2 separate regions of the Homo sapiens genome follow, and region 1 is linked to region 2. A link is an interaction called in ENCODE POLR2A ChIA-PET data of the cell type or tissue named here. Cell type or tissue: OCI-LY7. All regions are shown on one strand. Each heading gives the region's core, and the rest is flanking DNA. Links, peaks and the distances in the headings are about the cores only. Region 1 overlaps IRAG1 (inositol 1,4,5-triphosphate receptor associated 1). Region 2 overlaps GALNT18 (polypeptide N-acetylgalactosaminyltransferase 18).

Evidence for each region. Peaks named below come from ENCODE experiments on the same cell type or tissue, not always from the same donor. Only the 100,000 strongest peaks of a DNase experiment are listed, where the experiment ranks them.
Region 1: POLR2A ChIA-PET joins it to region 2 with 11 read pairs; 2 of 35 experiments call an interaction of 5 or more read pairs at or near these places.

Annotation. Positions count from the first base shown.
Region 1 is chr11:10,580,112-10,594,305 of GRCh38, reverse strand. IRAG1 (inositol 1,4,5-triphosphate receptor associated 1) reads left to right here. Exons shown (of 21, transcript NM_130385.4): 16 at 111-160; 17 at 707-814; 18 at 2,694-2,758; 19 at 12,320-12,439; 20 at 13,717-13,851. IRAG1-AS1 (IRAG1 antisense RNA 1) reads right to left here. Exons shown (of 4, transcript NR_046375.1): 2 at 5,156-5,294; 3 at 78-189. Among named protein-coding and RNA genes, the nearest start is that of LYVE1, 19 kb to the right of the region's middle. RefSeq lists an enhancer at 1-707. In OCI-LY7, for the core only: no CTCF peak of the experiment used is centred there; no DNase peak of the experiment used is centred there.
Region 2 is chr11:11,273,765-11,289,520 of GRCh38, reverse strand. All of the region lies in intron 10 of GALNT18 (polypeptide N-acetylgalactosaminyltransferase 18), which reads left to right. Among named protein-coding and RNA genes, the nearest start is that of CSNK2A3, 72 kb to the left of the region's middle. RefSeq lists an enhancer at 8,706-9,681. In OCI-LY7, for the core only: no CTCF peak of the experiment used is centred there; a DNase peak (open chromatin) is centred at 9,350; H3K4me3 peaks cover 693 bases.

The DNA.
Region 1 (14,194 bases), core at 4,413-9,412, 690 kb after region 2:
CCCTTGAGGGCCAGTTCTGGCCCATGGATACGATAGCCTAGTTTCTGTTTCCTGCTGGTGCCTAGCCTGAAACTTACCTGTGTTCTCTTCTCTGCTCCCTCCTGCTGCAGAAGATGGGGTCCCTCGCACGGCACGGTCCATGTCCCTCACGCTGGGAAAGGTATGCATGTTCAAGGAATACCAGGGCTCCTGGAAGGAGTATGACAGAAGTTTCCATGGTCACCCAAACAATCATTCATTCTGGGATCCATGGATGCCAGAGAATCTCTGAACAGAGTTTCTATTCGGCTTTCCACACTCTCAAGTTTAGCCTCTGACATCTTACCTTTCTTGCTCATGGTTTCCTTAACTATGTATACATCCCTTAAATGAACATGAAGTGATCATAAGCCTTCATATTGCTACAGGCAGCTTGAATACAGTCTCCAGGGTGTTACCCAGAGACTGTGGGGTCATTTCCATTCTGTATCTCCAAGATCTCATAAGCTAAAATAGAACAGATTGAGCGTTCACTCACCAACAACAGAAAATTTGGGTCAACTTTGGCCACTCTCTCCACACCAATTCTATCATTGCTACTGCAAAACCAAAATATCCAGTGAATGCCATTACAGCATTAGAAATGAGGAGGCTTTTTCCCAGCCCTTCTGAACTATGGCTATTGCTACCTCCAAGACAGTGAGCCTGGTCACTTCTCTTCCTGCAGAATATGCCTCGCCGGAGGGTCAGCGTTGCTGTGGTTCCTAAGTTTAATGCCCTGAATCTGCCTGGCCAAACTCCCAGCTCATCATCCATTCCCTCCTTACCAGCCTTGGTAAGTATGACGATGTCTGCCTCCCAGCACAGAATAGTAGAATAACCTTTCCTTCGTACTCAGTCCTAGGGCAGGGAGGGTGACCAAATGGGGGCAGGGTCAACAAGGAGAGGAAATTTCCAGAATAGAATCTGAGTGATAGGCTCAAAAACTCAATATACACCAGGCTGCATGTATTCTACTACTCTGGGAAGTCCCACTGCCCTCAGCATGGTGTTGGCAGCTCAGCGTTCTTTGCAAATGATAACTCTTTTTGTGCTTACACCACAATCTGCCAAGGTGGTTACAATTTTTTTCTACTCTGCAGTGGGCTTAAGTAGCTGAAGTTTGTAATGTGTGATAGGTGGTAGAACAGCTTTGAACCCTAGGTTCTCTGATTCCACAGCCTGAGTTCTTCAACCCATTGTTCTCCTGCCTCAGTTCATTGTAGCATTGTTCATAATAATGAAAAGTGGGAAACAACTCCATGTTCACTAATAAGAGATTGGTTAAGCAAATGGATATTCCTATAAGGGGTTTCTGTAGAATTATCCATAATTTATTATGAATCAAAAGCAAGTAAAATAGAATATACAAAACCTAGTGTATAAACAGTATAATTCTGTTTTGTACTTTTTAAAAGAGTGTGTTTCTGTGTGTAGACATAGAAATTTCTGGTAGAAGATATGTGAAACAGCTAATAATGGTTATCTCTAGGCAATGGTAAAATAGTTCATTTTTATTTTCTTCCTGATGCCTTTTTATATTTCTATAATAAGAATGTATTGGTAATAATCAGGAAAAATACATTTCCATTTCTTTTAGACAAAGACGTTTGGATATAACAAAATATTTTCTGTATCCCAGGCCTTTGTGCATCTGGCTAATTCTCTCTAATTCTTTCTTCAGTGGTTTCTCTATCCCCTGCCTATGACTAGCACTACCCTATAAGGAAACAATCTGATTGTGTAAGCAACTGGAAATTCAAGCTCTATGTAATACCAATGAGTGGTATTCACTGCTTCCTGCCTCAAGCATTTCAGTCGTCTATGAAATCAACCTAAATTCCCAAATTACCCACTAAAATAAAACAACCTGAAAAAAATGTTTAAGAATGTTGGAGAGGACTGGTTAGTGTATTTTAACAGATCTATTTCCCATACTTTGCCTAAAAGCATAAATTTATTTTCCAAATATATATTCCTTTAGACTAGGGGTTGGCAATCAGGGCCATAGATTAAAAACCACACAGGGTACTTTTAAACCATTATTCCCCCAGGCCCCACACCAAGATTCTGGAGTGGATCGATACTTTTTTAAAACCTCCCCCAGGTGATTCTAATGTGCAGCCAACATTGAGAACCATTACTTAAACCAAATCCATTGCAACAACACAACCTGGAAATCCTGGGGAACGTATTGTAAAGAAATTTCTGATGGTTTGAGCTTTCAGTAGTGATTTGCATCTCCTGAGAATTGTACCTGGAGCTATGTCTCTAGGGACAGTGATGGGCTTGTGTGAATCTATTGTAAGGAGCCTGAGACCTGCATTTGTAGGAGGCCCACTGGTGTTCAGTCACAGTTGCTAAACGGGACAGAGAAAAACTGATGGCTCCTCTCCAGAATGGAGCCTCAAGATGTAAACTTTCCTCTTCACTTAAGGAAACTTAGCAGAGGTGAAGGAAAAGGAGGAAGCTGCATGTGCCCTAGAGGAAAGGAGGACAGGGAAGGCCTGAGGGAAAGGGCCAAGTCCTGGGCTCAGATGAAGATTGGAAAGTGGGGGCATGGAGGAAAGAGGAGAAGCAGCAGCCCCGCTCCCAGCATCATCAGAAATCCAGCAGCTCTGGCTTCTTCCTTCCATAGCGCATCCTCAATTCTCTGTCTTCTGTTTTTCACTCAGTCGGAATCACCCAATGGGAAAGGCAGCCTACCTGTCACTTCAGCACTGCCTGCACTTTTGGAAAAGTAAGTTTGTCGATTTTCCTCTTGGCTTCAGGGATCTCTCAGGAAATTTTCCCCATTTTACTTTCCTTCCTCCCATTTTTATCCCCAAAATGCAGTGGAAAGCAAATTAAGTTTTAAGGGAAATGAATGGGAGTCTGAAACCCACAAAGATTTCAGAACCTGTTTGCAAAATTCTTGAACCAGGAAGATGCCCTGAGTGAGGCCAAGTGTACCCAATCTTAGAGAGCCCAGAGAAGGCTGGAGCCTTCTCTGCCAATTGGGATTCCTTGGGCTACAGACAAAATAAAGCCCCAACTCAATGGGACTTAATTAAGTCCAGAGGTAGAGCTGCTCCTGGTATGGCACAGCAGGGCTCTAGCTCAGCGAGTCTACAACTTCCTTGCCTCTGGCCACATTGTATGTTAACTTCATCATCAGGATTGTGGCAAATGGCTGGTAGTTCCTGGGATCCCCTCCAGACAGGACAATACCTAGAGGAAGAAAGGGACTGTTTCTTGCCATGTTCCTTTCTTAGGAATAAACCCAGAAGCCTTTCACCAGTCTTCTCTATTATCTCATTGACAAATCTGGAAGGAAGTCCCTTTCTAAAAGAATCACTTTGGGAAAGGGATTGTCATTATGGGATTAAACTATTCCCTGGGGTTGGTGAGAGGGTCAGCTTCCCATAAAGCAAAATGACTCCATGAAGAAGAGTAAATTCCTGAACAGAATCATGTTGCTGTTAGGAAGTAGGAAGGAAAATGCATATTGGATTAGCAGCCAGCAGTTTCTGTGATTTTCTAGGCATCTATGCAATTTGCAGATCTTTTCATCCTCAGCCAGAGTAAGGCAGGCTGTTTCTATGCACTCAGAGGATTTTATAGCTTACTTTTCAAATTCTTTCATTTGCTTGCTGAAAAACATCTGGATCACACCTGCTGCCTCTCAGAATTTTCCCCTTGTGTCTTTTCTCACTTGGTAAAACATATACCTTATTCTTCCTTCTTCCTTGCCTCAAGACAGCTTTAGTCCTTTGTTTTTCTTTGCTGTTAGAAAAGTTTTGCTATCTGGCAGGGAACCTGTATGTTGGGACCCTTTTCAGTACAGACAAGCTCCCATCTCCAGACTCAGCCTGCCTCCTACATCTGTCATTCTGTATAGCCACCAGCTTATCACCCAGTGATTTGTTAGTCTTGAAGTTTGCCCAGCATTTCGTCTCTTTGCCACCTCACCCCCATAAGCTCACAGGTCCTTCGTGTTATAGAGGGTCTCTTGGGGTCTCTCTCTCTGTCTTTTCTTGATCACTACAGGGAAATTGTCAAGAGGCAACACAACCACCACCACATGGAAGTAACCGAGTTTACAGAAACTTACCAAGTCCCTAGAGTCATAGTACCTCATCCAGGGTCTCTGAATCTCTCCAGAAATGGTCACCTCATGCTCTGACTGAGAAACCCACTAAAATTCTCCCTGCCAACCTTCCCTTTGGGTGCACAGATCCCTACTTCAGAGAACCCTCAACTCTAGCCCCTTTCCCAACTCTAGGCCTGCAGAGCCACTCAAGGCAGAAGATCTCTTCAACAGACTCTTAATCATGACAGAGAGGGCCTGAACTCTGTAGAACTTATGCCAGGCCAGTTGAGCACTTCTGTCCAAGGCAGTGGGGATCATGAAAACATGAATTATCCTTGGTAAGGGAAACTGAGGTACAAAATTGGAGACAATAAGCAGCAGCCCCAAATTAGGAGTGTCAATGGGTGACGATCAATAGTGGCATCACCTTTCCAGTGCTTTATAGAACCTGGAGAGATATGGACAGAGTGGGGATTAAGGCAAGTCAAGCACACTGGGGCTGACTCGCCAGTTGGGAATATACCCATGTAAGAATGGTTGCAAAGAGGTGAGGGCATCTTTAGAGGAAGAGGGGTTCAGGATGAACAACAGCTTCCCCTTCTGGATTTCTCAAAGATGTTAAGTGATTTCCATTTAAAACTGGAAACATGGCCAGGCACGGTGGCTCACACCTGTGATCCCAGCAGTTTGGGAGGCTGAGGCGGGTGGTTCATGAGGTCAGGAGTTCAAGACCGCCTGGCCAAGATGGTGAAACCCTGTCTCTACTAAAAATACAAATAAATAAATAAATAAATATAAAGTGGAAAATTTACTTGATTCCCAACAGACTAACAATGAGACAATATATGAGTAAAAGTGAATTCGTATCTTCTGTCCTATACACAAATACAGTCAATTCTAACTGCCCTATCCATATCGTGAAAGAGAAATAATGTGTTATAGTTTAATATACATTGCTTTGGAGACTGTTGTATTCAGCTTTGTGTTAAAATGATTTCACCTTTCCTAAGCATACAGTGACAAAGCAGGAAGGGCACTGGCTAAGCAAAGGATAAGATCAAATACCCTGTGGCTAGTTCACAGGAAGATACTTGAGAGCTGGTTACACTGCTTCATGAGATTTCAGAGAATGCTGAGCCTTGTTCTTGGAGGTCATTTCGTAATGAACTGCTCTTCACTCACCAAGGGCCTAGAAACCTGTAGACTTAAACATATGGGTGGAGAGTGATATTTAAAGTTAGTCCTGAAGATGAAGAGAAAACAAAGCTCAAGAGCAGTTCCACAAGTAGAAATGGCTATGTAATTGTAGTCTTTTGTTCTTTCATTCCTTCAGCAATTAATCACCAAGGGCCAGGCACATAGAATGTACTCAAGGAGCTTGCAGTCTAGCGGGAAAGACAGATGGGAAGCAGCCTATTATAATACAACATGATGGGTGGGATCGTAAGGAAGTGTAGGTTGCTAAGGGAATGATGCACAGAAAATGAGCACCTAACCTGATTTTGGTGTAAGGTTGGGGGAACTGGGGAAGTGGGGGGAAGAGAGAGCTTAGAAAATGATTCCCCTTGGCTGGGCAGTGGCTCACGCCTGTAACCCCAGCACTTTGGGAGGCCAAGGCAAGTGGATGACTTGAGCTCAAGAGTTGAAGACCAGCCTGGGCAATATAACGAAAGCCCCATCTCTACAAAAAATATAAAAATTAGCCAGGCGTGGTGGCGTCCACCTGTAGTCCCAGCTACTCAGGAGGCTGAGGTGGGAGGATGGCTTGACCCCAGCCGGGAGAAGTTTCAGTGAGCTGAGATTGCACCACTGCACTGCAGCCTGGAGCCTGAGCGACAGAACCAGACCCTGTCTCAAAAAACAAAAAAAAAAAAGTTTCCCTCTAGGAACTTACTTTTAAAGTAAAAATCTAAAGGGTACATAATCAACTAGGTGAACAGGAGGTTAACAACATTCCAGGCTTTGTCCATGTGACAAAGTATGGAGTATTCAAGGAATGATGATAATGATAACGATGACAATGGTAATTACTGTTGACTATTTACAGCACTGATGACAATGGTAATTACTGTTAACTATTTACTGCACTGATGACAATGGTAATTACTGTTAACTACTGCACTGATGACAATGGTAATTACTGTTAACTATTTGCTGCACCTCGCTGTATGCCAAGTGCTTTGCTAATTGCTTTGTATTAATAATCTCAGTTAATCCTCACAGTAATTCCATGAGGTAGGTGTACTATTAATATCTCTGTTTTATAGATGAGGAAACTGAAGCTCAGAGAAATCGTCACTTGCCTGAGGTTACACAGCTGGTAGATAGCAGAGCACATGCCCTTACCCTTTTAATAGACCGCCCAACTGGAAGAACAAAACGAAGTTCAGTGTGACCATAGAGAAGAGGATGAATTTAAGAGCTATTTTTGAAAGAGCATGGTGACCGGTTGGGCATGGAGTGGAGAACAGAGTCGGGGTGAGAGACAGGGTGTGTGTGGAACCGTTCACAGAGCGATCAGCAAAACCAGGATGTAGATGATGCACAGGGTTAGTGTCAAAAAGGGGTTATTATGTTAATGTATCACAGAGCAATTTTAACTCTGAATCTCTAAAAATAACCATGTTTCTATACTCTTGAAGCACCCAGGGTAAATTCCTTAAAGATTTCACAGGACACTAAATTTGTACAGTAAGCAACTCCCCTTTGCTGATGGTATCTTGGAGTGAATTCCTCCCTCCCGCCACCCACCCCAATAAACTTGTGGCGGACCCCAGGTATCTAGAACTGAGTAACACGGAGTAAGGAAGCTTGGGTTCCCTGGGCTGGGCTTGTCAGAGGGAACCATGGCAGTGGGGGTGACTTGGAAATATTGCTGAGCCCAAGAAGATATGCCGATCACAAAGGATAGTAGCCACTTTCAAATATTGTTTACCATGTGGGAAAAGTTGAATCTAATATACCTGCCTGTCCAAAAATATATTTTGACTAAATAGTTCTTCACATTACTGAGAGCTGAGCACAATGACAAACATTTTTGACCTGGTGCACGTGTGAGAATAATGAGCCTCATTTTCATGAATCATCCCAGAAAGAAAGCACATAGGATTTCAGGCAGGGGACAGATGCCAAGATCCATGAGCCTTCGGGCCAGAAATCCCTAGGGTGGGCACAGGCTGTGCTCAGCTCCAGTTTATAGCCATGATTACAGATTCGTTTAGTCCAACCCAAACACTGGGTTCTCAGGAAATAACCATTTACAGAGAGGACTTGTGCCTTTTACAACATTCCTAGTAGGGACTGGATAAGTCATAGTGAAACCGATGCAACTTGACAGGCACTTAAAGGCACCTACTGTATGCCAGGCACTATTCTGACCCAAACACAGTCCTTCTTCCTGTGATGACAGTCATATGCAGGTATCTAAAACATACATCAATGCCTCCCTGTGAGTCATGCTGTCACAGAGGTGCGGTGGCAGCATAAAGGGAGAGAGAGGGCCAGGTGCGGTGGCTCATGCCTGTAACCCCAGCACTTTGGGAGGCCGAGGCAGGTGGATCACTTGAGGCCAGGAGTTCGAGACCAGCCTGGCCAACATGGTGAAACCCCATTTCTACTAAAAATGCAAATATTAGCCAGGCGTGATGGTGCACGCCTGTAATCTCAGCTACTTGGGAGGCTGAGGCAGGAGAATCGCTTGAACCTGGGAGGTGGAGGTTGCAGTGTGCCCAGATCATGCCACTGCACTCCAGCCTGAGTGACAGAGCGGGACCCTGTCTCAAGGAAAAAAAAAAAAAAAGGAGAGATCAACTTTAACCAGAGGGTGTGGGGGAGGGGAGAACACCAGCAAAGGTTTCACAGAGGAGAAGGCATTTGAGCTTAGTCTTAAAGATGCTTAGAGAGAAACTTCCAGATAGTTAGAGAAGATATTTAGGAAACTACAAGCTCAGTTTAGAGGTCAGGAGAGAACAGCAAACATTTTACATGTTGTGTTTCCCCCACTTGCCACCCTACCCACAACCCCTCCACTCCCCCCTACCCACCCTCCACACACACACACAGTAAACAAAGGCCCTCCCAGCCACTTACACTGTAGACAAGCAGCCTTGAAAAGAGGGGCAGCATGGAAGCCATGGTCCAGCCTGAGGGCAGGAAGGGCTTCACTCAGCAGAGTGAAAGGAAGAGACTTCTGTTGAAAGAAAGGCAGGGGGATTCATGGAGGGCTTCTATTGAAAGAAAGGTGGGGGTTCATGGAGGGCTTCTATTGAAAGAAAGGTGGGGGTTCATGGAAGGCTTCTATTGAAAGAAAAGCGGGGGTTCATGGAGGGCTGGAAAGTCCATCTTGACACACAGGTAGAAGACCAAGGTGAGAGTCCCAGCACCAATAACGTGAATTTAGGCAAGTCACTTAATCAACCTGAGCTTGGGTTTCTTATCTGTGAAATGGGATAATACCCCACCTAGGTGGCAGATAGTGCAGTCAGAAGAATGGGCACATATCAGACTGCACAGGGTAAAATTTGAGCTCTACCACACACTGGTTGTATGATCTTGGGCTGGTCCCGAGATCATACACATTCTCTCACTTGATCTTTCCAATGATAAGAAGAGCTAAAAGTTAACTTACTTATCAGGCTCTGTTCTAACATCTCATTTAAGGCTCACAAATGACCCAAGAAGGTATTACTGTTCTCTGTTTGACAGATATGAAATCACTTGAAATGCGATTCTCATGCCTCAGCCTACTTTTTGAGCCTTGGTTTCCTCATCTGTCAAACAGAGAACACTAATACCTTCTTGGGTCATTTGTGAGCCTTAAATGAGATGTTAGACCACAGCCTGATACATATAAGTTAATGTTTAGCTCTTCTTATCATTGGAAAGATCAAGTGAGAGAATGTATATGAGAGCCCTATAGGGGAGCTGAAATGAACAGAAGATCTGCATGTAAAAGAGTCGATGAAATGGGCTTCCTGGCCCTGCTAGGGAAAAGTTTTCCTCTCTAGAGATCAGTGACCCAAGGACAATGAGAGCTTTGTTTACAGTCACTTATCTGCAAAATTCTAAGGTGCATAATGTGTGATGACACACAATAGACATGCACCTGAGAAAGTTCCTAAAGCCATTTTATGAAAATGTAATGTTAATTTACCATACCTTAAATTAGTTCACATTTAGGGTTCCTCTGACTCTGAAGTGTCTCAGTAATATATAACAAGCTCTCCCTTGATGATATAAATAATTGCCTGGATTTTTTATGAGTCATATTTGGAGGTAGCTCAGATTGCTCCCAAAATGTACCAATACATTTACTATATAACAATAATAATAGCAGATATAATTTGTTGAGTGCCATATTCCAGAAAGTTTATTGACATTTCTTCATTAATTCTTACACCTCCACCATCAGGTATGTATTACTATCCCCATTGTACAGTTGAGGAATCTGAAGTTCAGGAAGATTAAATAATTTGCATGTTTTGGAGCTGGTATTTGAATCCAAGTTTGCCTCAGGCGAGTTCTTTTCCTTTATACTACACTGTCCTCCTTCACGCATGCTTAACATTAAGGAACCTCTAAGGCTGACAGTTGTATATAAATCAAAAGTCTGATACCAATATCTCATTTCATATATATATATATATATATATATATATATATATATATTTCATGAAAGAATTACTTTCCCTGCCCTTGGCTGTAGCTATGTTTTTCTCCTCTTGCTCCAGTCGTTTGGATAAATAGGAAACTGCACATTAGGCCAAGGTCACATGGAAGGGAGTGGATAATGTAATTTGCAAAAGGAGAAATGTTATGAACAGCTGGTATTTTTAGAGCGTTATCTTTCTTGTTCACAATGGGTTGTGGTTTCCAGCCTGACTAAATGTAAATTTTAAAAGGTCTGAGGAAAACTAAGAGATGGGAAACTGATGCCAAGAATGAGGAGAAGATACAAGGCTCACTCATAAACCCTGTCTGAGAGTTCAGGGAGGGTGGCAGCTGTGATCTTTCAGAGTCCTGGCTGGAAAGCTCTGCTCACAGTGTTGCCTTGTTGGAGGACTCCTCCATGACGACATTGCTCCCATTGGGAATCAGGACATGAAGGTGGGCTGCAGGATTTCTAGGGAAAGCATAGCCATCTGGATACTTCCTTTAAACTTGTGATCCCATACCTGCAATGATCTCCCAGCACCTCCCAGCCATCTTACCAAGATGTTCTAGTATGTCTGTTTTCCTTCTTTCTCATATAACTCTTTTACACCCCTCCTCTCTCCACAGACCTTCCTAGACCCCTCTACCTCTCACTCTCAGCAGATGACCTTGCCTTCCACTTTATAGAGAATACCTAAGCTACATTCCCATAGGAGCCCTCTCACTTTCCTTCACCAGATCTCCAGCCCAACAACTTCATCATCATCTTACCTTTGTTACAAACAAGGAGAGATTCTCTAGTTTTCCAAGGTCTGTCCCTATTTCCTTTTGCAAAGACTGAGTTCCTTCGGGCATCCCTTTCTCTCATCCTCTACTGGATCATTTCTACCTACATTCAAATGTGCATCCTCCCTTGACCTACTTCAGCTGCACACTCCCTCCAACACACCCCTCTACTCTCCTTCCTACTCGAATTGCTGTGTCTGTGGCTTCCCCTTTCCAACCTCCCCTTCTTTACTTTAAACCTGTGCTTGGCTCCCAACATTACACAGAGGCTCCTGTTGACCTCTGTATTATCAAATCTAATAGTCACCTTGTCTGCACGCTTCAAACTCAGAAGTGTGTGGCACTGTTTACTCTTCCGCCTTGATGAGCTCTTGTCTCCTGGCTCCCAAGACTCCACCTGCTCCTAGGTTTCCTCTTACCTCTCTGGCTGCTACTTCTCAGCCTTCTCTGAAGATGCCTTCTTTTCCACCTGAGACAAGTGTGGAGTTCCTCATGACTTGGTCCTGGGTCCTCCTCTTGTCTTTCTTCATATTATCTCCCTAAGCAATCTTGTCTATCCCCGTGGCTTTAAATAACATTTATGTTCTGATGACACCAAATGAATATCTCCAGCTAAAACTTCCCTGACTCACTTTGGTGAATTCAACTGTCTACTTGACATCTCCCTTTGGATACCTCACAGGCATTGCAAATGTCTCTTGTCCAAAAGTTAACTCCTGCCACACTGCCTCTTTTTAAGTTCTCAAACAACTCAGCACCTTTTGTGTCTCAGAGTCTTTACATAACCCGCATTCTCTTCCTGGAATGATCTCTCCTCTGCTTTTTTACTGAGTTTTGCTTTGTCATCCAGGCTGGAGTGCAGTGGTGCGATCTCAGCTCACTGCAACCTCTGCCTCCAGGCTCAAGCGATTCTCTTGCCTCAGCCTCCTGAGTACCTGGGATTACAGGTGTGTGCCACCACACCTGGCTAATTTTTGTATTTTTAGTAGAGATGGGGTTTCACCATGTTGGCCAGGCTGGTCTCGAACTCCTGATCTCAGGTGATCCGCCCGCCTTGGCCTCCCAAAGTGCTGGGATTACAAGCATGAGCCACCACACCCAACCCTCTCCTCTGCTATTAATACATCTGACTTCTCATCCTTCAGGCCTGTGCTTCAACTTCAGCACCTCAGAGAGGCCTTTTCTAACTATTCACTCTAAACACATTCTCTCCTTGTTATTTTCTGTCACTGTACAGAATTTCTTTCATAAAAGTTATTATTTGTAATTAATCACATATTTTTTCTTTCCTTTTTTGGGGCTTTTCCTTCTGCTAAGTTCCATGTTGGTAAAAACCATTTCTTTATTTTCTAATGTGCCCCCAGCACATTACAATGTGCCTGTGGCTTAGTCATGCTGAGTGGATATTTGAAAAGATGAGTGGGGGTCTTCAGGTGAAAGATAGACAACAGGAATGGAATGACCTTAAACGTGCTGGTCTGCCCCCATTTTCCTCATCTCAGCGCTGTAGATCACCCATTACAGCATCTCCTGGAATAAGAATAAACGCCAGTTTGGGAGCATGAGGAGAAGGGGAGCTGGTGAGGTATTTAATGGGCTGGGGAAAATTCATGGACTAGGACCTTTATAAAATCTTGTCTCAGGGTAGAAGGATTGGGAAAAAATCTGAAAGTTACTGAAAAAGCCTGAGTTTCCTCACTCCTAATCAGGAATCGGGCCAAAAACATGGTTTTGTTTTTAGGCCTCCACCTTTTTCTGAAATGATGCCCTGTACTTCCCTCTTCTCACTAGTGGAAAGACAAATGGGGACCCAGATTGTGAAGCCTCTGCTCCTGCGCTGACCCTGAGCTGCCTGGAGGAGCTTAGTCAGGAGACCAAGGCCAGGATGGAGGAAGAAGCCTACAGCAAGGGGTGAGTCAGACCTCAGCCACCCCAAGGGCACCTGGCAGTTCTCAGAAGATGCCTTCCCATGGGTCTTTCTTGTTTCTTAGAGGCTTTAGGGAAGTAACCAGTGGCCGCAGGACCTCCTTGCCACAGGAAGGAACTACATAGGAAAGAGCAAGACTGTTCCACAGGAAGGACAGGAGGAAGCAGGGTCAGAGGGTGTGGTTAGACAATAACAAGACTGCCCTCTTTTTAGGCAGAGAGCCACCAGAATGCCACCGCTCAGAATAGTCTGGAAATCAGGGGTCCTGGATGGGTTCCTCTTGGTGGTGCCTGAGGCTTCCTGACACGTGCTCAAAGCAGTCATGTTGCTGCCAGCAGTGCCCAGGAGCAGCTGCAGCTCTGCTCCCTAGAACTGCTTTGGTCACTCCTTCCTCCTATAAATGGAGTCTCTTCAACTTCGAACTGCCTCCTCCTCCATTTGAGCTTCAATAGCACCCATGGCCAGTTGTCAGCACTGGAGAGACCAAGTCCTGAGCAGGTACCAAGCCTCAAGGTAGAGAATCACCTCCAACCATGTATGGTGCCCTATGCGTCTCCTGTCTCCATAGCTCATGAGGAAGACATAGCTTCCCACTGGCACAGAACCCATGGGCTTCAGTGGTGGGTTTGCCCAGCCAAACTGCTAGTGTTAGACACTCAGCATAGGACAAGTGAACAGAGTATGTTTGGGGTAATATTGACCCTGGGGGAGAAAAACCACAAGGGTTTCTCTTTGAAAGCGTGCCTTTCTCACCCACCACTGTGCTCTATCCTTGGAATTTATGGGCATGAACTCCTTCATTGGTTTCGTAAACATTTACTGAGTACCTCTCTAGATCAAGCCATGTGCCTGGCACTTGCAAAAATCATTCCAACGCCCTGTGAAATGAGTGTCACCCTCTCTCTTTTACAGATGAGAGGCTGAAGCTCCACGGTCACATGGAGAACAAATACAATCTTAGCCCTACGGAATGTTTTGTGGGTTAAGAACCCAGTCAGGAGACCCTGCACCACATTTTTTCCCTGTCAGTTTTGTCACACTTTCACATAAACAGGAAGGATGACTGAGGAGTGAGGGGAAATGGTACTGGCGTGAGCTGCCTTAGGATTCAGTGGAGCTTCCCAGCTTTTTCCTGTTTTGTGGAACCATAGGAAGCACATAATTATTGGAGGTGCTGCTCAAGTCCCCTCCCCTAGGAACTCAGGAAAGGATGCACTGCATCTGCCCTTTCCAGACTCAACTGTTCCTTTTTGCCCCCCAGATTCCAAGAAGGTCTAAAGAAGACCAAAGAACTTCAAGACCTGAAGGAGGAGGAGGAAGAACAGAAGAGTGAGAGTCCTGAGGAACCTGAAGAGGTAGAAGAAACTGAGGAAGAGGAAAAGGGCCCAAGAAGCAGGTGGGAAGCCTGTGTTTGGAGTCCTTGCCGTTGCTGAAATGGGGGTTACAATTCATCTAATTTAAATGCACAAAATCCCTGGAAATGCCAGTCCAGGGCAGCAGTGAATCTGGGGCCCCAGTGAGTAGCCCAAGAAACCAAGAGGGCACACATGTTGGGAAGGAGGTAGAGGAAATCCCAAAGAGCCAAGATAGCTAGCAATGAGAAGTTTGCAAGAGCTTGAGAGGTCAGGGGCAGTCATGGGAAGGGAGGATGGCAATCAAGAGCTCCAGGAGCTAAGGAAGGGCGAAGGGCCCTGAATGGAGTCCCTCCCAGCCCAGCCATGGTTAGCTCATTTCCCAGA
Region 2 (15,756 bases), core at 6,284-11,283:
TCCCTTATCCCAGGGCATGGCTTGAAAAGGCAGCCCCACACGATTCCTGTTTAAACAGACATAGCAGTCAACAAAGCAGGCATCTGTGGCACAAGGCTCTTCGGTGACTGGGCAGTTTTCAGCCACTTTGGCATATGTCTACTTAAAACTCCCCGGAGTGCTTTGGCAACCATATATTTGATCCTTCTACAAAAGGGAACTGTTTGGAAATACTATTTTTGAATTCCTAGTTTTCAGACCCAGAGCAGCCACTCTCACTTGCTATTTAATAATTAATATATGTGGAAGTTTTGCTTACTGCAAAATGATCGATATTTATCAGGTGACCTGGAATCTCTCCTCGAGCCCTCATTGGTGAGGAGTCGCTGTTGACAAGGCCTGAAGAAGCCAGGAGCCTCTGAAATGATTAAAGTCTTGTGCTTGGGCTAATTTTCTTGCAACAGGTTTTAATCTTTGCAAATTGCATTCAGATCCTACCAACTAGAACGTTCTGGTACTCAAGTTGGGCTGAAAGGAGCTTTTACTGGGTGCATTTCAAATCTCCTTTCTGGTTTCACATTATGCACTATTTATTCTCCTGAGGACCACATTTAAGCTCCACAGACACTCAGGCTGAATTAATTTTAAAATAATCTAGTGTGTTTTCCCAGGTTCTCCTACCAAGAAGATAGATAGGCATTTGCATATCTTAGTGTTCCATCTCATACCCTGATTTTCTGCTTAACAAATAAAATACATTTCCTCTAACCCCCACAAGCTCTTCTGAATTTCCAATACTTCAGGCTGAACCAGGACAGCGTTAGATACTGACACTGAGAAACCACATTTGATGAAAACATCTCTTGGCAACGCTGATGTGCAGGACTCTGATGAGCAATTTTCCAATGATGAACAGTCTTTCCTTTAGTCGTTCATCAAACATTTATTGAGCATGGGGGTTGGACAGGAGGAATGCAGATATAAATCAGACACAGCTTCTGCCCTCAAGGAGCTCATGGGCATGTAAACACAATGGAACCGAATGATGAGAACAGAAACCGAGGGGTGTGCTGTGTTCTGAGAGCCTGGGATGACCGACTTGGTCTGCAGAACTCAGAGATGGCTTCACATAGGAGGCTTGTTTGATTTATATCATAAAGGTTGTAGAGACAGTTTCCAAGCATAGAACATCCCAAGTAGAGGCTCACTTGGGCAAAGGCATGAAATAGCTGAGCATATTTTAGTAGTAGGAATCCATTGTCTGTTGTGTGCAGAATTTAGAGTTTTTGATGGGACAAGTAGGAGATAAGACTTAGAGTCATGTAGAGCAGATAATGATGGTTGTTGAAAGCCATTCCAAGGAGGTAGACTTCACATTAAAAGCAGAAGGAAGGAATGGGGAAGGTTCTTAAGTAGTAGATTTCCATGGTGGGGTGTGCAAAATCCCCCTGGCAGCTGAAAGCAGGTGGATCAGAAGGAAAGAGGCTAGAAACAGGGAAGCAAGTTAAGGAGGAAACTGTTTCATTGTCCCGGGAAGAGATAGGAGGACTTGGTTGCCACAGGGGTGTGGGGACATGCAGCTATCAGGGAGGACTTTGAGAGACATTTCAGCAGGTTATTACACAATGATGGATTAGATGATGGTAGTCGGGCAGTGGAGTGGTTCTCAATACAGGACCATTGCCAGCCCTGTGTTTGAGAACATTTGGTGGGCAGGCAGAATTGCCTCCCTCAAGCTACACACCCTCCCTAAACAGCTGATGTCTCCCGCATCAGCACATGACAAAACTTCATAATATTAGAAGTGGCAGTTGTTGCCTTCAGTGATTTTTTCCTGTTTGTGATTCCTCCAGGATTAAAGAACTTCTAAAACTACCTACCTACTGGGATGATAAATTCATATGCATTAAGTATATGTCTTTCAACCTTCTGAGAGTAGCCTTCGTACTGAGATTTGGGGGATTCTGGGATTCAGTGATGGATTTCTGTGAAAAAAGAGGCATTTGGTCAATGACCCCTGGACCAGTGGAGGGAGAGGGAAGAGGCAAATATCAGGTCACTACAGAGAAGAACTTTGTGGCAGGATACTTGTCAAGCAAAGCAGAGGACTGACTCTCGGTAGTAACAAGGCCACCTCTCCACCTTCAACTACCATCATTCCTTTGAATGGTTTGTAATAGCCTAATGTTAGAGGGAGTCCTCTGTTCAAAGATGTTATTGAAGAGATTCTTGCTTTAGGAAGGCTGTTGTTATGATGTGGTCCTCCAAGCTCCCACTTTCTGAAAGTCCATCTATATGTTTGAATTCATGGCTAAAGGATTGAGGACTATTTAAGACCAGAAATTGCTCAGAAAGGTCAGTGTTCTACCTGCAGATCTCTGAAGGGCTGCCTTGTGCAAGGGCCCAGCAGGGTTGTCCTATGTAGCCCTGAGGGAGGACCAGCAGGGGGAAATTAGGAACAATTTATTGAGCTGCTTCTTCATAGAGCTGGTGATGAAGCTGATGGCTTGGGCAGGTGGTGAGTTCAGGGGACCATCAGCAGGTTGTCAAAGGCTCCACAGCTGTCAGTGGAGTTGGGCTGGGTGATTTTAAGGGCTTATGGACCCTGAAATTCTATAATTCTAAGCTCCCGAAGTTAGATGGCAAACCCTGAGAAGGGTTTTTTCCACCTAGAATTCTCACTGGGCCAGCCTGAATACAAAGCATCACAAATTTGAGAATGACACTCTTAATCACACTTTATGGCATCATTTACCCCTTATTTCAACCCGTGTCCCTCTCTTCTTCCATCAGCCAACAGACTAGAGGGCAGGACTGTGTCTCACACTTCAGTATCTCCAGCACCTAATGAAAAGCCAGAGACAGAGGCAGCACCCAGCATGCTGTTGATCAAATGAAGGAGTCTTTTTAAAAAAATTCACAAATCTTAACCAAAGTCCCCCCTGTGTGCAAGGTCTTGAGCTAGGTTTGTGGGAGCCCCAAAGATGAACAAAATCCTACCTCAATGACCGTCCTCGGATGCATGCATGCTCACTGGAGAAAAAAAAAAGTCATCTAACAGTATTTCAAAGACATTTCATGTTAATAGTCCAAGGGTCCTGCTTAGCTGGAAAATCCCCAGTTCCTACAGTGAACACTTTTAGGTGGTAGCGCATCCCACCTGTGGTACACAGACACTCATTATGTAGGATACTCAAAGTTACGGCATAAACACGCACTTCTTCCGATCACCTCAGATTTGGAGGAGAGAGGTGGAAATATTTTATACTAAAACAGATATGCATATTGCATGGAGTGCAAATTTAAATGAGTATTTTTAAAAACAGGAGGATCTGATGAAATCTCAGGGTGTTGAGACTGTATTTCATGTTGCCCTCAGACTCTGGGTTCTTTGGCGGGAACATTGGCAAGGCTGAGCTTAGAGTTCAAGGGTATGCAGGGCAGACACCACACCCCAGCCCCCTGTGCTTGCTTCATTCTCAGAGCAGCGCTGATGCATTTTCCAAGTGGGGAACGTTGCGGATAGCCACAGAGATGTCTGTTAATGCCAGGAAAGGAGAAATTTTCAAGACTAGATGAGACTGCCCAGAAGAGACTGAGCCCCTAGCCAAAGTTGCCTGTCAAGGGACAATTGGCTCTGATTTGTGAGGTCTAATTTGATAATTTGATGCAAGATGAGTAACGCACGCAAAGACGAATCTATTTGCAGAGCACATTTCCCAGGGAACACCACTAATTCTGCCAAAGAATTTCCCCATGCTAGAGGAGGAGGAGGAGTCCTTGACTTTCTCCTGCTCCAATCCCCAAGTGCTGTCAGCAAGTCCAACTTTGAGAACCTTTTGTGTTGAAAAGACAATAATCGAGTATTTAATGATGGCTCCAGAATAAAACAGCCTTTCATGTCATATGAAGGGACAAGTGTAGAACTGTCCAGTTTTGAGGGACTGACAAAGCTTCGTTTAGGCCTTGGATGTGCAATTAGTTATTTTTGGTTTATGGAAGTCAGCACTTCCCTCCTCTCCCTCATCCCACAGATATCAGGGACCGGGACTAGGTGTGATGGCTCAGCTCCCCACTACCCAGACCTGGGTGAGATTTTAAAATGTATTGCTCAAACATTTATATGGTGTTTACTATGTGCCCTGCACTACTCTGTTTTATAAATGTTACTTAATCCCTATGATAGCGCTATAAGGTACTTACTATAATTATCCCCAGTTTTACAGAGGAGGAAACTGAGGCATGGAGAGATTAAGTCATTTGTCAAAAATCAGATCTGGGAATCCTGCCTCTGGGGTCCATGCTTTAAACCACCATACCATGGTCCCTTGTCCTGCCTCTGGAAAACCAGTGGATCGCTGCAATGGGAGTTTGGGGCTGGGGCCTCCCTGCTGAGCCTGTCGCAAATATGTGTGGACTGGCTGGATCCCTACCTCCTCAGCAAACTCCCTCCAGCCATCCTGCTGTCTCCATAACCCCTCTCTACCTGTGCTTTGCACTTGATGTTCCTGTTACCCCATCTTCAGTCCAAGGGGCCCTTCACACAACAAGCCCTGGGCAGAATCTCACTCAGGCAAAGGTGAGACTAAGAAAGAGAACGCCCAAGTAGTTAAAAAAAAAAAAAAAAAAAAAACACGAAAGTCTTTACTAGTAAATCAGGTGTTGAGTATTCATAATACAAAAAGACCACTTAACTCTACCAAAAAAAGACTTAATCTCAGGGTTTCTTTAACTAGCTGTAATGTCCCACACATGCTTTGAAGTATTTGATTACTAATCATTAACTACTTAACCTAGAAACTCCTGAGCTCACCATGCTTAAAGCCAAAGACCCACTGGGCTGCTTGCCCATGGAAAATTAATTAAAAAAGAAAGTGGAATGGGAATTCTAAAATAAGCAGAGAAGTATTTGGAATACACGAGCTAGTACACACACAGCGTCCTTGTGAACTCCTTGATTGCAAAAGTAAGACCAGCCTGAGCTTAACACAAATACTCCAGACGTTCCACCTCAGGATGCAAGCGACCAGCTGGGCCCAACCCTTTCCTGAAAGGGGGTCATAGCTTGTGGTCTCAAAGTGTGGTCCCAGACCACCACCACCACCAATGAAACAGCACCTGGGAACTTTAAAAGGCACATTTTCAGGCCTTATCTCAGACCTAGTGAATCAGAAGTGAGAGGGGCAGTGATCTATAGTTTAAAAAGCCCACAGGTGACTCTAACTCTTACATTCCAGGAGGAACAGGCCAGTCAGTCTGTACCACACGTAGGCACCACAGACACACTTGGGAAACTGAGGCAGAAAGATGCTTGGCTGTGTAATAACCTGGGATCTGCTCCTCGGTGCCCAAGAGACTCATGGACTGTGGCTTCCACACGCCCCAGTCTACGCACAGTTCTCTATGTTGAGACACAAATTGAGTGCCTCAGCATGCTCTGTCTCCTTTTGCAAGTGACAAGACTGAAGCCCAGAGTGGCTCAGCCATTTTCCTGAGGTGACGTGGCCAAGGCGGGGCACAGAGTCCTACGTTCTTTGCTTCTGCTCATGCCTTTCCAGTTCCTATTCCTGAAAGGCCCAGAAGGAGGAGGAATTAGGCTTGGAGAAGGGAACCTGGCTCTAGGAATTATTATTAGCCTTCAAAATTCTACACATTCAAATTTGATTTTTTTCTTTTAGCTGATGTTTCCATATTTAATTTGGTTTTCATTCCAATTAAGTTCTCTGTGTGCTACGGCTTCTCTCCTGCCAGGTTTAATTGCCCTTACTTAAATTCTTTAATTAAAAGTATTGTGTGTTTCCAGATTATGTAGTTGTAGTATTACACAAATAATGTAGATGACAGGGCTGGTGAACCAAATGACTGTGCCCTCCACAGAGGGAGGGGCCAGCCCAGGTCTCTGCACGAAGCCCCAGCCTAGAGCCATGAGACTGGGCCGGAGGCTGCAGGTTGGACCCTGCGAGTGAGGACAGAAGTCGGCTAACATGTGTCCCTTCTTCCTTCCTTCCTCCAATGCTCTGTGCCCAACACAGCACCACCCAGAGTGACCTGGTTAGCCTGTCAGTCAGATTCTGCAATGGCTGGCCCTGTCATTCAGATTAAAAGTCAAAGTCTTGCTTGTAATTCCAGCACTTTGGGAGGCTGAGGCAGGCAGATCACCTGAGGTCAGGAGTTCGAGACCAGCCTGGCCAACATGGCAAAACTCCATCTCTCCTAAAAATACAAATACTAGCCAGGCATGATGGTGCATGTCTGTAATCCCAGCTACTTGGGCAGCTGAGGCGGGAGAATCACTTGAACCTGGGATTGCATTGAGCCGAGATCCTGCTACTGCACTCCAGCCTGTGTGACAGAGTGAGACTCCATCTCAAGAAAAAAATAAAAAGCCAAAGTCTGTTCAGTGGCCACAAGGCCCTATCCACTTACCCGCACCTCTTGGACCTCATCTCCTCCCACTAACCCCAAGCTCAGGGCCCACGACTCCGCCATTTCTGCCGTGGGCCACCTCCTCCCCTCCTTGCCCTTGCTGAGATCTCAATTTTGATTGAGGATTTCCCTGGCCACCTCTTACACTTGCCGTCTGCCTCCAGCTCTCCACCACCCCGAGCCTCTTTCCTTGTCTACATTTTTGTATACAACCTTATCACCTTCTCGCATGCTTTGGAATTTATTTTTCTGCTTTCCCTACTAGAATATGGTCTCTACAAAAGCAAAGATCTTTTTCTGTTTAGTCACTGATATATCTCAGTGGCCTAGAATGGTAGGTGCTCATTAAATATGTGTTGAATGGATGGAAGGATTAATGAATAGTGTCTCTGCAGAGGGCCCTCAGAGGAAGCAGACCTAATTTTGAAGCTCGTTGAGGTGATCCTTCTCCACCCTAGGCATTGGGGCACCACCAGCTCCCTCAGTCTAGTTCACCACCACTGTGATAGGCAAGGGCTGGGGCTGGCCACCATCCTAGCGAGGAACATAAAGGGGGCAGACCCCCCTGGGTTCCCAGGCTGCCACTACTTACTGCTCATTTACTGACCATGTGACCCTGGACAAGTCTCCCAGCCTCTCTGGGCCTCAGTCTCCAAGCCTGTAAAATGGGGATAATTATTCTCTCTACCTCTCAGGGCTTTTGTCAGGAAGACCTGGAATTGGGCATGTAAAGTATTTGGCATAGTACTAGGCAAATGGTAAATAAGTGATAGTTGTTATTCCTCTCATCTCAGCTGCAGAACCTGCAGGCAGAAGTACAGTTGGTAAAACAGGAGGCTGCTCCCACGGTGCTGAGCTTCCCAGGAAGGCACTGAGTGTGGGAAAGGAAGGCTTCTTTGCAATGTTTGTGAATGAAATTTTCCGAGAGAAGAAGAAAGAGTCTGTTCAGTGAAAGAGGCTGAGGTCAAGAAGGGGGACAGGAGGAAGACAGTGCTGGTGGCCAGTGCTATCTCTGTTTTAAAAGTTTAAGCAAGTTTTAAACTTTAACCTTTTATAATTTTTGTTGAAGAGCTCCAGCATCAAAGGGTGGCCTGGTCCCTCTGTCCATATCCCAGATGTGTTCCCAGGGAGCAGGTCAGGGCTCTGCTCAGCGATGCCCCACCATGGCCTTACTACCAGTTCTAGAGCACCCTCCCCTCCCAGCCTCCAGGGAGGGAGCTCTCCTGGCCTCATACTCCACCCTCCCTGACAGGCTCAGATATTCTCACGGAGGTTGTGTCCCATCCACCCGCCTCCCCCAACCCCACTCTTGGCCGTGATCCATCCTTCCCACATCCCTTCAGGCAGCCAATGCCCAGGGTCACCGCACTTCTAGTCTCTAGGGTGCTGAGGCTGTGGCTGGGCTGGGCTTGGGAAACATCAGATGGGAGTCTCTGAAGGATGCTTTATGTCTCAGAAACCTCTGCTCCTGCCTTCCTCTCTAGACCTTGGCAAGGTGTCCCTTGAAAGGCAAGCAAAGAAAGGGCTGTGGTGTCTTCTGTGCGGGACGTGTTTCTCCAAGAGTTGGTTGTCTGGGGTCTGCACAGCACCTCGCTGTTGGCAAGGCCTGGGCCGGCCCCAAGGATGAGCTGAGCAGCCAGAATCTTCAGCTGAGTGGGCAGCGGCACTTGGTCCGGGCCCGTTTGTTGTGCGCTTTGGTCACAGCCCCCACCCTGATCCTCCGATCCGTACGGTTTATAGCTGATAAACGGATTCCTATCAGTCCTCTGGCTCATCCTTCCAGGAATCAGGACAGAAATGACCATTTGGGCCTGCAGACAATGAAACCAGAAGTGGGGAGAGGCTTGCCCAGGCCACACAGCTAACCGCCAGGAAAGCAGCTGTGTCCTCAGCATCCTAGCTCAGCACTCTTCCCTTTCTACCTGGCTCCGGAAACGCCAACAGATCTTGCAAATTAGAGAGCGGGGCTGGTTTTGGTCCCCTGCCTGCGTGCTGCTCCCAGCATGGTGGGGAAGACAAACCACTGGGCTGGCAGGACTGCGGTGGGGCCAGGGAACTGGCCACAGATCTGTTCAAGAAGCATCAGCAACACAGCCCAGCCTGGGTGTGGGCAGCAGATATGCCCAGGCCACAGGGTTTTACACAGAAGCTAAGGAAATGTGGGCCATGGAGCAATGGTCTGGCCTTGTTTGGAGCAACTGGCACAGGGGATGCCTCTGGGCCTAAGAGTCTAGCTTCTAAGGGACAGGATGGGCACCCAAGGTGGACCACAGTTTGAGAGGACAACTTGAGGCTGTGCTTCACACCCATCAGGAGCACCATGTGGCCCCAAAGTGCCAATTCCTTGGCTATATTGAAGGGGCCTCTTGTCCAGTATAAGTGAGGCAGTGACCCTGGGCACTGTGGTCAGTCCTGAGGGGCAGAAATTAGCCAGAGCTTGTTCAAAGGAGGGCAACCAGTTTGGAAAATTATACAAAATTGTCCCACCAGGAACTGGGAAAGTTAAACCTGGAAATGCTGGGAAAAACTGGGAGACGCAGGCCTCACCTCTCCTGCCGGAAGGGAAGGTGTGGAGGAACAGCAGGCCGCTGGGGAAGCCTCAGGGGAGCTCAAGACAAGGATTTTAGCGCAGTGGAAGGAGCATGCTCCAAGGGTGGGCAGCTGGGGGAAGACTGCATATTTGGGAGGGGGTGAGATCCTTCTCCCTGGAGGTGCCAAGCAGAGCTGAAGGGTCCCATGGCCACAGAGGCCATTAGGCATGTGAGAGCGAGAGGCTGGCCTTCAAGGTCTCTTTCAGCATGGGGATTCCAGGGCCCTTCCTAGGCTTGTCCAAGGGCCCCTTTCAGAGGCCGAGCCTGCAGGTTTCTCCCTGGCAAACAGTGGGCCCCAGCAGCTGCTGTTTCAGTTTCCTGTTTATTCTTTGGTCTCTGTGCTGTTGAGTACACTGAATCACTGCACTCCCCGGGCGGGGGGTGCCCTGGGGTGTGGGGCACAGCAGGAGGAATCTTGCTTTATTTGTGTGAATGCTTCTGAATAGGTTTGTGTGATCGGCTGGGCCATCTCCCCAACACAGGAAGTCGGTAATCCCATGTCCCCTCCCAACACACACATACACAGTCCCCTCCACCCGCACCCCCTGCTTCTCAGTCCCTGCCTCCTTCATCTGTGACTCAAAGTCCCTTCTCAGGGAGCTGGATTTTTTATTTCAATTTTTCAATTGAAGAACATGGATACATACAGAAACATGTATAAAATACACACTTTCAACTCCATGGTTTAAAACAAAGCAAATCCCTAGGTTTCCATCACCCAGCTCAGGAAATAGGACTGCTAGCAACACCCTTGTGATTTCCTGCCCATCACCTTCCCAGTCCCTTCTTCCCAGAGCTGACCACCATCCTGACTTTCACATCATGGCTTTATTTTACCTGTTTGGGAGGTTTATATAAATAGAATAATGTTTGTTTGTATTTTGTCTGGCTGCTTCTGCTCGACATTGTATTGGTGAGATTTATCGAGTATAGCTATAGTTTTTGTTGCTATATAGGTTTCCATTATATGAATATACCGTGAGTTATATGTCTGCTGTACTATTGATGGACGTTTGAGTTATCTCCAGGTTAGTTTTATAAATCGTGTTCTAGAAAGCATTCATGCGCATGTTTTTGGTATAAACGTTTCTGATAGAAGTGTTGGGTCATAGGGTTGTATATGTTAACTATAGTAGGTACTGCCCATTTCAACAGTTGTAAGAACTGAAGTTTTTTTTTAGTCTTAAATTTTTTTAAGAAATTTTTAATTATTATGGATGTGTTAGGCCATTCTTGCATTGCTACAAAGAAATTAAAGAAAAGAGGTATAATTGGCTCATGATTCTTCAGGCTGTACAGGAAGCTTTTGCTTATGGCAGAAGATGAATTGGGAGCTTGCAGGTCACAAGATGAAGGGAGGAGAGAGAGTGGTGAGAGGAGGTGCCACACACTTTTAAATGACCAGCTCTCGTGTAGACTCAGAGCGGAGAGAGCCCACTTCTCACCAAGGGGATGGCCCAAGCCCGTCATGAGGGATCCGGCCCCACCTGCAACCCTGGGGATCACATTCAACAAATATCCAGACTACATCAATGGGTACATAATAGTTGAATATATTTATGGGGTACATGTAATGCTGTCATACAGGCATATAATGTGTAATGATCAAATCAGAATAATTGGGTTATCTTTTACCTCAAGCATTTATCATTTCTGTGTTAGAAACATTCCAATTCTACTTTTAGTTATTTTAAAGTATACAATAAATTATTATTAATTATAGTTACCCTGTTGCATTACTATTAGAGCTTATTCCTTCTATCGAACTGTATTTTTGTACCTATTAACCATCCCTGCTTTTTCCTCTCCTCCCTACTACCTTTCTTAGCCTCTGGTAACCATCATTCTCTCTCCAGGAATTCAATTTTTTTTTTAATTTTAACTCCCATATGTGAGTAAGAACATGCAAAATTTGTCTTAAAATTTGTCTTTCTGTGCCTGGTTTATTTCACTTAACATAATGACCTCCCGTTCTATCCATGTTGTTGCAAATAACAATCTCCCTTTTTTTTTTATACTATAAGTTCTGGGGTACATGTGCAGAATGTGCAGGTTTTTTACAGAGGTATACACGTGCCATGGTGGTTTGCTGCACCCATCAACCCATCATCTACATTAGGTATTTCTCCTAACGCTATCCCTCCCCCAGCCCCCCACCCACCAACAGGCCCCACTGTGTGATGCCTTCCCTGCCGTGTCCATGTGTTCTCGTTGGTCAACTTGGTCCAGAGCTGAGTTCAAGTCCTGGATATCCTTGTTAATTTTCTGTCTCATTGATCTGTCTAACATTAAAGGTGGGGTGTTAAAGTCTCCCACCATTATGGTGTTGGAGTCTAAGTCCTGCACCCAGATTATTAAAGCAAGTTCTTAGAGACCTAAAATGAGACTTAGACCCCCACACAATAATAGTGGGAGACTTTAACACCCTACTGTCAATACTAGACAGATCAACGAGGCAAAAGGTTAACAGGGATATCCAGGACTTGAACTCAGCTCTGGACCAAGTGGACTTAATAGACATCTACAGAACTCTCCAACCCAAATCAACAGAATATACATTCTTCTCAGCACCTCATCGGACTTATTCCAAAATTGACCACATAATTGGAAGTAAAACACTCCTCAGCAATTGCAAAAGAACGGAAATCATAGCAAACAGTCTCTCAGACCACAGTGCAATCAAATTAGAACTCAGGATTAAGAAACTCCCTCAAAACTGCACAATTACATGGAAACTGAACAACTTGCTCCTAAGTTACTACTGGGTAAATAACAAAATGAAGGCAGAATAAAAGATGTTCTTTGAAACCAATGAGAACAAAGACACAACATACCAGAATCTCTGGGACACATTTAAAGCAGTGTTGTAGAGGGAAATGTATAGCACTAAATGCCCACAAGAGAAAGCAGGAAAGATCTAAAATTGACACCCTAACATCAAATTAAAATAACTAGAGAAGCAGCAGCAAACACATTCAAAAGCTGGCAGAAGGAAAGAAATAACTAAGATCAGAGCAGAACTGAAGGAGATAGAGACATGAAAAACCCTTCAAACAATCAATGAATCCAGGGGCTGGTTTTTTGAAAAGATCAACAAAATAGACCACTAGCCAGACTAACAAAAAAAAGAGAAGAATCAAATAGATGCAATAAAAAATGATAAAGGGGATATTACCACTGATCCCACAGAAATACAAACTACCATCAGAATACTGTAAACACCTCTACACAAAAAAACTAGAAAATCTAGAAGAAATGGATAAATTCCTGGACACATACACCCTCCCAAGACTAAGCCAGGAAGAAGTTGAATCTCTGAATAGACCAATAACAGGCTCTGAAATTGAGGCAATAATTACTAGCCTACCCACCAAAAAAAGTCCAGGACCAGACGGATTCACAGCCAAATTCTACCAGAGGCACAAAGAGTTGCTGGTACCATTCCTTCTGAAACTATTCCAATCAATAGAAAAAGAGGGAATCCTCCCTAACTCATTTTATGAGGCCAGCAGCATCCTGATACCAAAACCTGGCAGAGACACAACAAAAAAAGAAAATTTCAGGCCAATATCCCTGATGAACATCAATGTGAAAATCATCAGTGAAATACTGGCAAACTGAATCCAGCAGCACATCAAAAAGCTTATCCACCATGATCAAGTCAGCTTCATCCCTGGGCTGCGAGGCTGGTTCAACATACACAAATCAAGCAACATAATCCATCACATAAACAGAACCAGTGACAAAAACCACATGATTATTTCAATAGATGCAGAAAAGGCCTTCCATAAAATTCAATACCCCTTCATGCCAAACACTCTCAATAAACTAGGTATCGATGGAACATATCTCAAAATAATAAGAGCTATTTATGACAAACCCACAGCCAATATCATACTGAATGGGTGAAAACTGGCACAAGACAGGGATGCCCTCTCTCACCACTCCTATTCAACATAGTATGGGAAGTTCTGGCCAGGGAAGTCAGGCAAGAGAAAGAAATACAGGATATTCAAATAGGAAGAGAGAGAGGAAGTCAAATTGCCTCTGTTTGCAGATGACATGATTGTATATTTAGAAAACCCCATTGTCTCAGCCCCAAATCTCCTTAAGCTGATAAGCAACTTCAGCAAAGTCTCAGGATACAAAATCAATGTGCAAAAATCACAAGCATTCCTATACACCAATAAAAGACAAACAGCCAAATCATGAGTGAACACCCATTCACAATTGCTACAAAGAGAATAAAATACCTAGGAATCCAACTTACAAGGGATGTGAAGGACCTCTTCAAGGAGAACTACAAAGCACTGCTCAAGGACATGAGAGAGGACACAAGCAAATGGAAAAACATTCCACGCTCATGGGTGGGAAGAATCAATATCATGAAAATGGCCATACTGCCCAAAGCAATTTGTAGATTCAGTGCTATCCCCATCAAGCTACCACTGACTTTCTTCACAGAGTTAGAGAAAACTACTTTAAAGTTCATATGGAACCAAAAAAGAGCCTGCATAGCCAAGACAATCTTAAGAAAAATAACAAAGCTGGATGCATCAGGCTACCTAACTTCAAACTATACTACAAGGCTACAGTAACCAAAACAGCATGGTACTGGTACCAAAACAGAGAGATAGACCAATGGAACAGAACAGAGCCCTCAGAAATAACACCACACATCTACAACAATCTGATCTTTGACAAACCTGACTGAAACAAGCAATGGGGAAAGGATTCCCTATTTAATAAATGGTGTTGGGGAAACTGGCTAGCCATATGCAGAAAACTGAAGCTGGACCCCTTCCTTACATCTTCTACAAAAATCAACTCAAGATGGATAAAAGACTTAAATGTAAGACCTAGGACCATAAAAATCCTAGAAGAAAACCTGGGCAGTACCATTCGGGACATCGGCATGGGCAAAGACTTCATGACTAAAACACACAAAGCAATGGCAGCAAAAGCCAAAATTGACAAATGGGATCTAATTAAACTAAAGAGCTTCTGCACAGCAAGAGAAATCATCAGAGTGAACAGGCAACTACAGAATGAGAGAAAACTTTGGCAATCTGTCCATCTGACAAAGGGCTAATATCCAGAATCTACAAAGAACAAACAAATTTACAAGAAACAAACAACCCCATCTAAAAGTGGGTAAAGGATATGAACAGACACTTCTCAAAAGACATTTATGCAGCCAACAGACACATGAAAAAATGGTCATTATCTCTGGTCATTAGAGAAATGCAAATCAAAACCGCAATGAGATACCATCTCACACCAGTTAGAATGGCGATCATTAAAAAGTCAGGAAACAACAGATGCTAGAGAGGATGTGGAGAAATAGGAACACTTTTACACTGTTGGTGGGAGTGTAAATTAGTTCAACCATTGTGGAAGACAGTGTGGCCATTTCTCAAGGATCTAGAACTAGAAATACTATTTGACCTAGCGGTCCCATCACTGGGTATGTACCCAAAGTATCATAAATCATTCTATAAAGACCCATGCACATGTATGTTTATTGTGGCAGTATTCACAATAGCAAAGACTTGGAACCAACCCAAATATCCATCAACACTAGACTGGATAAACAAAATGTGTCACATATACACCATGGAACACTATGCAGCCATAAAAAATGAGTTCATGTCCCATGGATGAAGCTGGAAACCATCATCCTCAGCAAACTATCATAAGAACAGCAAAGAACAGAAAACCAAACACCACGTGTTCTCACTCATAAGTGGGAGTTGGACAATGAGAACACATGGACACAGGGAGGGGAACATCACACACTGGGGCTTGTCAGGGAGTGGAGGGCTAGGGGAGGAATAACATTAGGAGAAATACCTAATGTAGGTGACAGGTTGATGGGTGCAGCAAACCACCATGGCATGCATATACCTATGTAACAAAACTGCACATTCTGCACATGTACCTCAGAACTTAAAGTACAATAATAAAAAATTTTAAAAACCCACCTACTCAGGCCACAGCAATGGCGGATGTCCCTCACCCAACCAAGCTTGAGCATCCCAGGTCAACCTCAGACTGCTGTCCTAGCAGCGAGAATTTCAAGCCAGTGGATTTTCGCTTGCTGGGCTCTGTGGGAGTGGGACCCACTGATCCAGACCACTTGGCTCCCTGGCTTCAGCCCCCTTTCCAGGAGAGTGAACGGTTCTGTCACACTGGCATTCCTGGTGCCACTGGGGTATTGAGAAAAAAACAAAAACAAAAACTCCTGCAGCTAGCTCAGTGTCTGCCCAAACAGCCACCCTGTTTTGTGCTTGAAACCCAGAACCATGGTGGTATAGACACCTGGTCCTGGTCTGCCAGTTGCAAAGACCGTGGGAAAAGCACAGTATCTGAGCCGGAGTGCACTGTTCCTCCCGGTACACTCTCTCACAGCTTTCCTTGGCTGGGGAAGGGAGATCCCCCAACCCCTTGCACTTCCCAGGTGAGGCGATAACCCACCCTGCTTCAGCTTGTCCTCCGTGGGCTACACCCACTGTCCAACCAGTCCGAATGAGATGAACCAGGTCCCTCAGTTGGAAACGCAGAAATCACCCGCCTTCTGCATGGATCTCTCTTAGAGCTGCAGACCGGAGCTATTCCTATTCAGCCATCTTGACAGTGAAACCAGAGTCTCATTATTTTAATGGTTAAATATTATTCCATCCTGTGTATATACCACATATTCCTTATTCATTAACCTATTGATGGATACTTAGGTTGATTCCATATGTTGTCTATTGCG